Regions from separate parts of the Homo sapiens genome. Here region 2 is linked to region 1. A link is a contact called in ENCODE Hi-C or POLR2A ChIA-PET data. All regions are on one chromosome and are shown on one strand. Each heading gives the region's core, a stretch centred on a gene start or an enhancer-like site at or near the end of the contact. The rest is flanking DNA. Distances are from core to core; before and after follow the strand shown. Region 1 overlaps SNX9 (sorting nexin 9). Region 2 has its middle 130 kb from the start of SNX9.

What was found. A loop is a pair of places that touch in the nucleus more often than their neighbours do. ChIA-PET counts read pairs that join two places held with the same protein, here RNA polymerase II (POLR2A).
Region 2: a map of heart right ventricle shows a loop between it and region 1 (2.1-fold over the local background). The contact joins two enhancer-like sites. A Hi-C loop is called at or near these places in 1 of 168 maps with a recorded cell type or tissue (heart right ventricle). POLR2A ChIA-PET finds 5 or more read pairs at or near these places in 1 of 52 experiments (activated CD4-positive, alpha-beta T cell).

Annotation. Positions count from the first base shown.
Region 1 is chr6:157,875,785-157,880,408 of GRCh38, reverse strand. The region is part of intron 4 of SNX9 (sorting nexin 9); the gene reads right to left. Among named protein-coding and RNA genes, the nearest start is that of SNX9-AS1, 15 kb to the left of the region's middle. Within about 2 kb of position 3,089, at least 2 of the 41 ENCODE cell types and tissues checked have a DNase peak (open chromatin) inside an H3K27ac peak, as active enhancers do.
Region 2 is chr6:157,691,894-157,695,913 of GRCh38, reverse strand. No RefSeq gene overlaps it. Among named protein-coding and RNA genes, the nearest start is that of SNX9, 130 kb to the left of the region's middle. Within about 2 kb of position 1,878, at least 4 of the 41 ENCODE cell types and tissues checked have a DNase peak (open chromatin) inside an H3K27ac peak, as active enhancers do.

The DNA.
Region 1 (4,624 bases), core at 1,840-4,339:
GGGAATCTACACGATTAGAGAGGGTAGAATAGTGAGAGAGGCTGGAACACAAAAGGGTAAGTGGATTGAAGACCCCCTTTTAAAGGAGGGAAGAAGTGGGAAAAGAAGGAAAATATTTATGAAATATCTTCCATGTGTCCGGCACTACTTTATATTGGTGGCCTAATCCACTGACTATTCAGGAGGTTCAGGAGGCAGGTCTTATGCCAAAGCCACAATTCTTACACAGTGGAGCCGCACTGGCAAGCCTGGATCTAACAGCAAAGCTTACATGCTTCCCACCACACCACTCACCTGGGGACTGGCGGGGTGTGAAACAGAAAAACAGAGAGATGCCAGGGAGAGCATGTGACAGAGGCCAGAAGGGCTCTCAGCAAAACAAAAGCAGCTTTATTCCAAGTATACACATCTTTCTAGTATTTGAAGGAGACAGAAAACAAACCTCTCAAGTAGAAAACCTTCAGATAAGACATCTAGGTTTACAGAACTTTTAAGTAGCTTTTAAACCTCATTGTTCTCATTCTTTAGAAAGGTACAAACAAAAACTTTCTATTAATTTCTCAAAAGTAAGTACTCTAAAGAAGCAGTAATCTGAGAGTTTAAGATCTATACTGAAACCTTTTCAGAATCACAGCAGTGATGTAATCTAAACAACAATAACTGATGAAAAACAAGACTAGCACACACAGGAGTAGAGATTTTTAACAATTGAGATTCATTCCCATCAGCTGGTCCATTCATTCTAGTGGTTCAGCCACTAACGTGAAATACTCTTGAAACTGTGAAATAACCGATAAGTAACTAATAATGAAACTAATATTAACCACTAAAAACTATGCTTTCTTTTCAAAGGTAATAAAATGGTTGTCCTTATCTGGGTAATATAAAATCTGTATTTGAATAAGAAAATGAAGAGAGTTTGATTCAGTTCCTGGGTATCCTTCAATACATTTTCTACACACTTTGCATCTATGGTGTGTGTGTATGTGTGTGCACTGAAACACAAGAAAGATAACATTACCCATACTGAGGTGCCTTTTAAAAAAATCATACCTCTATCTGTACATCTAAATCTACCCTCACTCTCCCTAAGGGAAGCTCAGCTTTCCACTGCGTGGCTGCCTATAGTTCATCTGATCAGTCCCCTGCTGACAGACATTTACATTCCGGTTTTCTGCTGTTACAAACAATGCCGTAGGAAACGTTCTTGCCCAGAAACCTGCGTTCTGCGAGCAGATCTGCAGGAGGAACTCAGAACCGCTGGGCCTTAGAGATATGCATTGTAAATACTCATATACATTACCGAACCAGCCCCGAAAAGCTTCATCACTTTATCCTTTCCCTCGCTTTGTATGACATTGCCTGTCTGACCACACCTGTATGACACTAGCTTTTAAACTGTTTTCATTCTCTGCTAGTTTGATAGAAGAATCTTAAAATGAGCATTTTCCCAAGTATATTAACTATTAGTACCTTCCCCCACCAAAGGACAGCCTGTTTATACACTTTACCTATTTTTCTGAATTCTTCATCTTTTTCTTACAGATTAGCAAGAGTGTATGTATATGAATGGAATTAGCCTGTATCCGTCATAAGTCAGAAGTATTTTTGCTAATTTAATATTACTTGTTTACTTAAATGTATCAATTATATCCTTAATGGCCACTAGACTTTGTGCTGTCAGTCTCAGAAAGGGCTTCCATAGGCCGGATGCAATTGGGAGGCTGAAGTGGGCGGATCACAAGGTCAGGAGTTTGAGACCAGCCTGGCCAATATGGTGAAACCCCATCTCTACCAAAAATACAAAAATTACCTGGGCGTAGTGGCGGGCACCTGTAGTCCCAGCTACTCAGGAGATTGACGCAGGAGAATCATTTGAACCCAGGAGGAGGCAGAGGTTGCAGTGAGCTGACATCACGCCACTGCACTCCAGCCTGAGCGACTGAGCGAGACTCCGTCTCAAAAAAAAAAAAAAAATGGTGGGCTTCCATATTCCAAGATCATAAAAAAAATGCTGTCTATTATTTTCTCCAAGTAGTTTAATAAACAGCTTTATAATTTTCCAAATCAAACTGTTTCAGTCCATTTAAAGAACAACTCATCATATTCCTTTCACACTGACAATTCTAGTCTAAACTGCAGCCAAGCTGAACTGCGTTTTGGCTGATAAAGCGTTTTCTCACCACCAAAAGAGGAAAGCAATCACAGTGGGCCAGGGACCTGGATGCAGCAACACTGCCTTGACACCAGCAACTCTGCTCACCTGAGACTACTCAGTAAGAATCTAGAACCAAAGGGTCCCCCAAGCAACCTGAAATTAGGAGTTTTAAGAAAAACCAAAAGAAAGTGCTATCTTACATAGTAGGTTATACATTTATGAACTAGTTACTCTGAAATGCAGCACAGATTAAGAATACAAAGTCAAGGAAAGAGTAGCAGGCTCGAAATAAGTTATTCAAAGAGATCTTTAAAAAGATATACTTAAAGAAAAATACGACACTCAGGAAGTTGGATAACCAACTGAATGTGGGGCTTCAACTTGCTTGTGTGGGAGGAGAGTCAAATTTAAACTTACTGATGCTAAGATGAGTAAAGAGACACTGGCTCAGAAGTTGGCAGAGTGTGCCAAGCTGAAGAGATGCATGCCTGAGAGGGGATGTGCCCATGGGCCTGATGGACAGGAGAGAGGCCCAGCTTCTCTGAGGTTCCCGCTCTCAAAACAAAACCGACCCTGGGAGAGAGCACAGGCAATCAGAGCCTCCCAAGCAGCTCACCTCAGAGCACACATCTTCCTACCCGCATTCAGAAAATGAAAGCAATGGGCAAACCTGATAGGAAAATGTTTAAAAAGCTACCAATTAATGGTCATCTGGTTTCCTACTCGTGACATCTTTCATGGTATTTACAAAATGTACCCAAATTTTGGCCTACTTAAATTGTTCTCATATCCCAGATAACAGAGGGCAGAGATAGCAGTTAAAATATTTTTACTTGATTTACATTAAATTCAAATGCTCAAATTAATGACGGCTATGCTTTCTGCATTTTGTTAATTCTAGTTTCAGTTCATTTTTCTTTGCTTTCAAAGGATCTGATTAGATTCAATGTTAGACTAGATGCCCCCCCCGCTTTTTTTTTCTTTTATTACCTTCTAAATAACCTAAACGAAACAAATTTTAGACTTATACCAGTTTATATTAAACTACAAGTAAATACCAAGGAATATATTTCCTAACAGAACATGACTTAAATCTGAGTTTTAATTTCTTTTCATTAGCTAAACTGCCTCCACCTATCTTGAGATAATAGCTGGTCAGTCCCTAGAATTAAAATAAGATAAATATTTCTATTTTTTGTTTGCCTCACTTATTCTATGATCTCATTACCTCATTACAATTCTTTTATTAAAATCTTGTCCTTTATTAATGCAAACCCATTTCATGGGTGCTTCTGTATAACTCAGTGAATCTCAACTGGCTTGGCTTTGCTCCTAGGCAACACTTGGCTATATCTGGAGACATTTTTGGTTGTCACAACTGAGGTGGCGTGCATGTGACTGGCACCTGGTAGGTAGAAGCTAGGAAGGCTGCTCAATATCCTGCAGTGCCCAGGATGGGCCCGCCCCACTAGGAAAGGGCGCGGGGCCTCAAACGGCAATGAGGCTCAGGTTGAGAACCCCTGGGAAAACTTCCAGTGAGGTATAACTACTATTCACGTTTCACAGTGAGTAACCCTTACCTGGCCAATGTTCTCAAGTAGTATAGAATAATAAAATACAGAAGAGAATTCTTCAATTACAGTGATCAATCACCTTGCCTGCAAATTTTAAATATCTGAGTCTAATTTGTAATTCAGAATGTCTACAAAAAGCTGTTTTGAAATGTATAAAACCTGCAGTTAGTATATGGTGATAAACTTATATAAACTCACTTGGAAGGTCAATTGACAGATATTCTTTTTCTTTTGAGGAGTCTCACTCGCCCAGGCTGGAGTACAGTGGCACGATCTCGGCTTACTGCAGTGGCCGCCTCCCAGTTCAAGTCATTCTCCTGCTTCAGCCCCCCGAGCAGCTTGGATTACAGGTGCCTGCCACCACACCTAGCTAATTTTTGTATTTTTAGTAGAGATGGGGTTTCACCATGTTGGCCAGGATGGTCTCAAACTCCTGAACTCAGGTGATCCGCCCGCCTCGGCCTCCCAAAGTGCTGGTGGGATTACAGGCGTGAGCCACTGTGCCTGGCTAATAAACAGATATTTTATAAGCAAATACTTGTAAGTGATATGATTATCATCAGGCCTGATAGAATTTAAAACCTTTTATGTAGTTAAAAAAAAAATCAAGAAATAACATCTCCTAAAGCCCATTCATTTCTAAAGATGTAAGCAGTTAACAATATTTTAATTCTTTTTTTTTAACTTTTTTTTTAACGTGTGGAGATGGGGTTTCATCGTGTTGCCCAGGCTTGTCTCGAACTCCAGCACTCAAGCAATCCACCTGCCTTGGCCTCCCAAAGTGCTGGGATTACAGGCGTGAGCTACTGTGCCCAGCAGCAACAATATTTTGATACCTGTCTTCTCAATTTTCTTCTTGTCACTTACTCTGTGTCATCATTTGGCAATAAAT
Region 2 (4,020 bases), core at 629-3,128, 180 kb after region 1:
TGGAAACTGAGTGTTCTGGTTGCTAATGGAAACCTGGCCTGCCACGCCATGCTGGTCAAAGCAAGTCACAGGCCAGCTAAGATTCAAGGAGAGCTGAAGGAGGCGTGCTTGTGTTGTGTTGAGTGGCTGAGGTGGTGTGGCTCTGTCACTGCAGCCGACGAAGCTCATGCTGGTGCTTGTGGGCTGACCGAGGTGGGGGTGGGCATGGGAAGGGGGCATAGGCTGCAGAGCTTTGCAGAGGCAGAAGGAGCCCTGTGGCTGACAGCGTGGGGGCCAGGGAGGTGCACAGGACGGCCGTGCCAGGCCCGAGGTTTGGCAACTGCTCTGAAAGCCCCTGTTCTTCACCTCAGCCTTTGCCGGCCCTTGTTAGGTGGCCAAGTGGTGGTATTGCCTGACTTCTCTACTCGCTAGCATCATACCAAGGCCGCTGTGCACAAGGGAAGTGCAGTGGACTGTTACTCTGTCGCCCACGGCCAGTCCACCCTGACTTTCCACTGGCAGCCAGCCTGTCCCGCTCTCGCTCCGTGAGGTTTGAGGGGGCTGACTCCTCACTCTGCAGCAGGTTGGGGGTGCTTAGTTCTGGAGCAGCAGATCTCCTGGTATCCTCAGAGCTCCAGGAATTGGTTCCAGGCTGGGCAGGTGACCCAAGCAGGTCTCGTGAGATTGGGTTGCAGGACTTGGTACACGGAGGGAGGAACCCTCCTGTTCTCTTTCACTGGGGTTGCTTGCCTGGGAGGACAAAAACTTGGAACTGTCGGTGCCTATTTTGTCATTCTGAAGGCTGAGACCATCTGAATGGGAAGTCAACCAGGAGGAGCGCAGTGCTGAAAGGTGGAAAGAGAGAGATGGAAAGAGCGAGTCCTTCTGACATAGATGGGGCCCTGGACCAAGCTGGGTCTGATTATAGATTATCCTTGTGAAGCAGTGAACCCTCTTATTTTGCTTAAGTTACTTCAAGTTGGGTTTCTGTCACTTGCACCCAAGCAAGTGCTAACTGAAGTCCTGGCAAATGTATTTACTTCCTTTCTGTGCCGATTCACTGGAGAGAGGAATTGTGAATTCCGGGGAATGTGGGGCTCTGTACTGCATTGTTGGCTCCTTCCCCATTTTTCCATGTCTATAGTTGTCTTCTGTACACCCTTGGGGTGGGATTAGCCCGGTGGAATGTATTGGAATCATGGGAAAACCTTTCAAAGGTCCAGTTTCTTCACTGCAACTTTTCAGTTACCCTCTACAACCACTGTATCATCTTTTAAAGTTGGCAGTTGAAGACCACAGAATAAATGTCCCTCAACACTTGCTGGCTGGTCGTGAATGTGGACACAGGGCTCCCGAGAGCAGAAACTACCATAGGACATGATGGGAAGAACACAGCACCATAGGGTAAGAAGAATGCTCTACCTGGGACTCAAGGAAAAGCCAGTCGTTTATAAGACAGATTGTATTTTGGTGACTGCAAAGGTTCTAGAAAAGCTGTTCTAAGGAGACGCACAGGGCAGGAAGGCCTTTCTTTCCTTGCCCAATCTTGAGGCAGATCACACACGAAGGGCATCAAGCCATCAAGCCTCGGGTATATTTCTTCCCAGTTAAGCAGTAGAACGTTTCCTGTATCTTTCAAACACATTTTCTCTTAAGATCCCCTGAAGTCCTTCCGAAGCAGTGGGGTGTGTGCAGCCCTAAATAGGGCTTTTACTCGGCAAAGGAAACTAAGCCACTGATACTGAGTCTAAAATAGCCCCAGCCAGGATATCCTGAACTGATTTTCCTGACTGCCAGCTCTCACTTGCGATGGACTGTAACTTCACATCCCAACAGCCCTGTCTGCAGACAGGAACAGGCACTAACAAGGGGGGCTGATCTGGGGGAAAGAGAGCCTGCCAGTGCTGCCCGAGGCCAGGATCGGTGCCAGCCCATCCCATGGGACGGTCACACTTGTTGTGACTTCTCATGGGTGAGGCACATGGGAATGTCCTTAGCTGGTTTCATGATTCATCCTTGGTGTACATATATTTGCTTTAATCATTCATGTCGTATCATTACTTCCTTGAAGATGCGGCCAGTGTTTCTTGTTTTTAAATTAAAATATTTTTTAGAGCAGTTTGAGGTTCACAACAAAATGGAGTGGAAATCACAGAGAGTTCCCATACATCCCCTGCTGGGACTCACACACGGCCTCCCCCACCATCTACGTCCTGCACCAAGTGGCATATTTGTTACACCGATGGTCCTACATAGACACATCATTATCACCCAAAGTCCACAGTTTCTATCAGGGTTCACTCTCGGTGTTATACAAATGTGTGACCTGTGTACACCACCGCAGTGTCATGCAGAGTAGTTTCACTGCCCTAGAATTCCTCTGTGCCTGCCTGTTCACCCCTCTGTCTCTACAACCCCTGGCAACCACTGATCTTTTTATTGTCGCCATAATTTTGCCTTTTCCGGAGTGTTATACAGTTGGACTCATACAGTAGGTAACCTTTTCAGATGGGCTCCTTTCACTTAGTAACATACATTTAAGTTTCCTCCATGTCTTTTCATGGCTTGAAAGCTCATTTCCTTTTAGCACTGAATCATCTCATCATCTAGCTGTATCGCAGTTTATTTATCCATTCACCTGCAAAAGGACATCTTGGTTGCTCCTAAGTTTTGCCAATTATGAACAAAGCTGCTATAAACATCCGTGTGCAGGTTTTTGTGCAGACAGAAGTTTTCAATTCATTTGGCTAAATACCAAGGAGCACGACTGCTGGATCATATGGTAAGAATATGTTTCCTCTTGTAGGAAACTGACAAACTGTCTTCTGAAGTGGCAGTACCATTTTGCATTCCCACCAGCAGTGAATTGAGAGTTCCTATGGTCCACACCCTCACCAGCATTGGTGCTGTTGGTGTTTTGGATTTTAGCCATTCTAATAGGTGCGTAGTGACCAGTGTTTCTTCATAATTATGTTTTGGCCATTATTTCAAGTATTGACTTCGGATGTTGTGGTTCTATCATCTTGAATAAATGAAAAGTGTAACAAAAACAACTCATACATTCATCATTCACTTACTGATTAAAAAAATACTTTTTGAGTGGCTATTATATGCCAGGAATGGGAGATTCTCAGATAAAAGATACTCTCTCTGTACCCTCAAAAAGCTCAGAGGCTACTGGAGGAGGACAGGTGAACAGGTTGACACAGAGTGCACAGGAGGAGAACGCTGCATTTCCGTGAAGCAGAGCCTTAGGATTAGGAGGGGGCTCCACCCCACACAGAAGGGGAGGCTGGACTGGGAGGCAGTAAGGAGATGGCCCACGAGCCTCTCAGGAGGTTGGAGGTTGGAATCACCGAAGGCCTGGGAGACATGAATGGGGCAAGGGCAGGGAGGGGACATGCAGTTCAAGGCAGATGGGGTGGATGTGTGAAGGCACGCGGCGGGGTCGGGGAAGCTGCATTTCAGGGTTATTGGAGTTTGGGTTTGAGGATGAGTGATCAGGGATTCAAACAGGGAAGAGACAGGACTGGGTTTGCTTTTCAGGAGGACCCTGGCCAGTGGGAAGGACAGATGGGACGGAATGACAAGGAAGGGAGGGAACTGGTAGGTGGCAGGTACGGGATGGAGTGACAAGGAAGGGAGGGAACTGGTAGGTGGCAGGTACGGGACGGAGTGACAAGGAAGGGAGGGAACTGGTAGGTGGCAGGTACTGGACGGAGTGACAAGGAAGGGAGGGAACTGGTAGGTGGCAGGTACTGGACGGAGTGACAAGGAAGAGAGGGATCTGGTAGGGTGGCAGGTACGGGACAGAGTGACAAGGAAGGGAGGGAACTGGTAGGGTGGCAGTGGCAGGTACTGGATGGAGTGACAAGGAAGGGAGGGAACTGGTAGGTGGCAGGTACTGGACGGAGTGACAAGGAAGAGAGGGATCTGGTAGGGTGGCAGGTACGGGACGGAGTGACAAGGAAGAGAGGGATCTGGTAGGGTGGCAGGTACGGGACAGAGTGACAAGGAAGGGAGGGAACTGGTAGGGTGGCA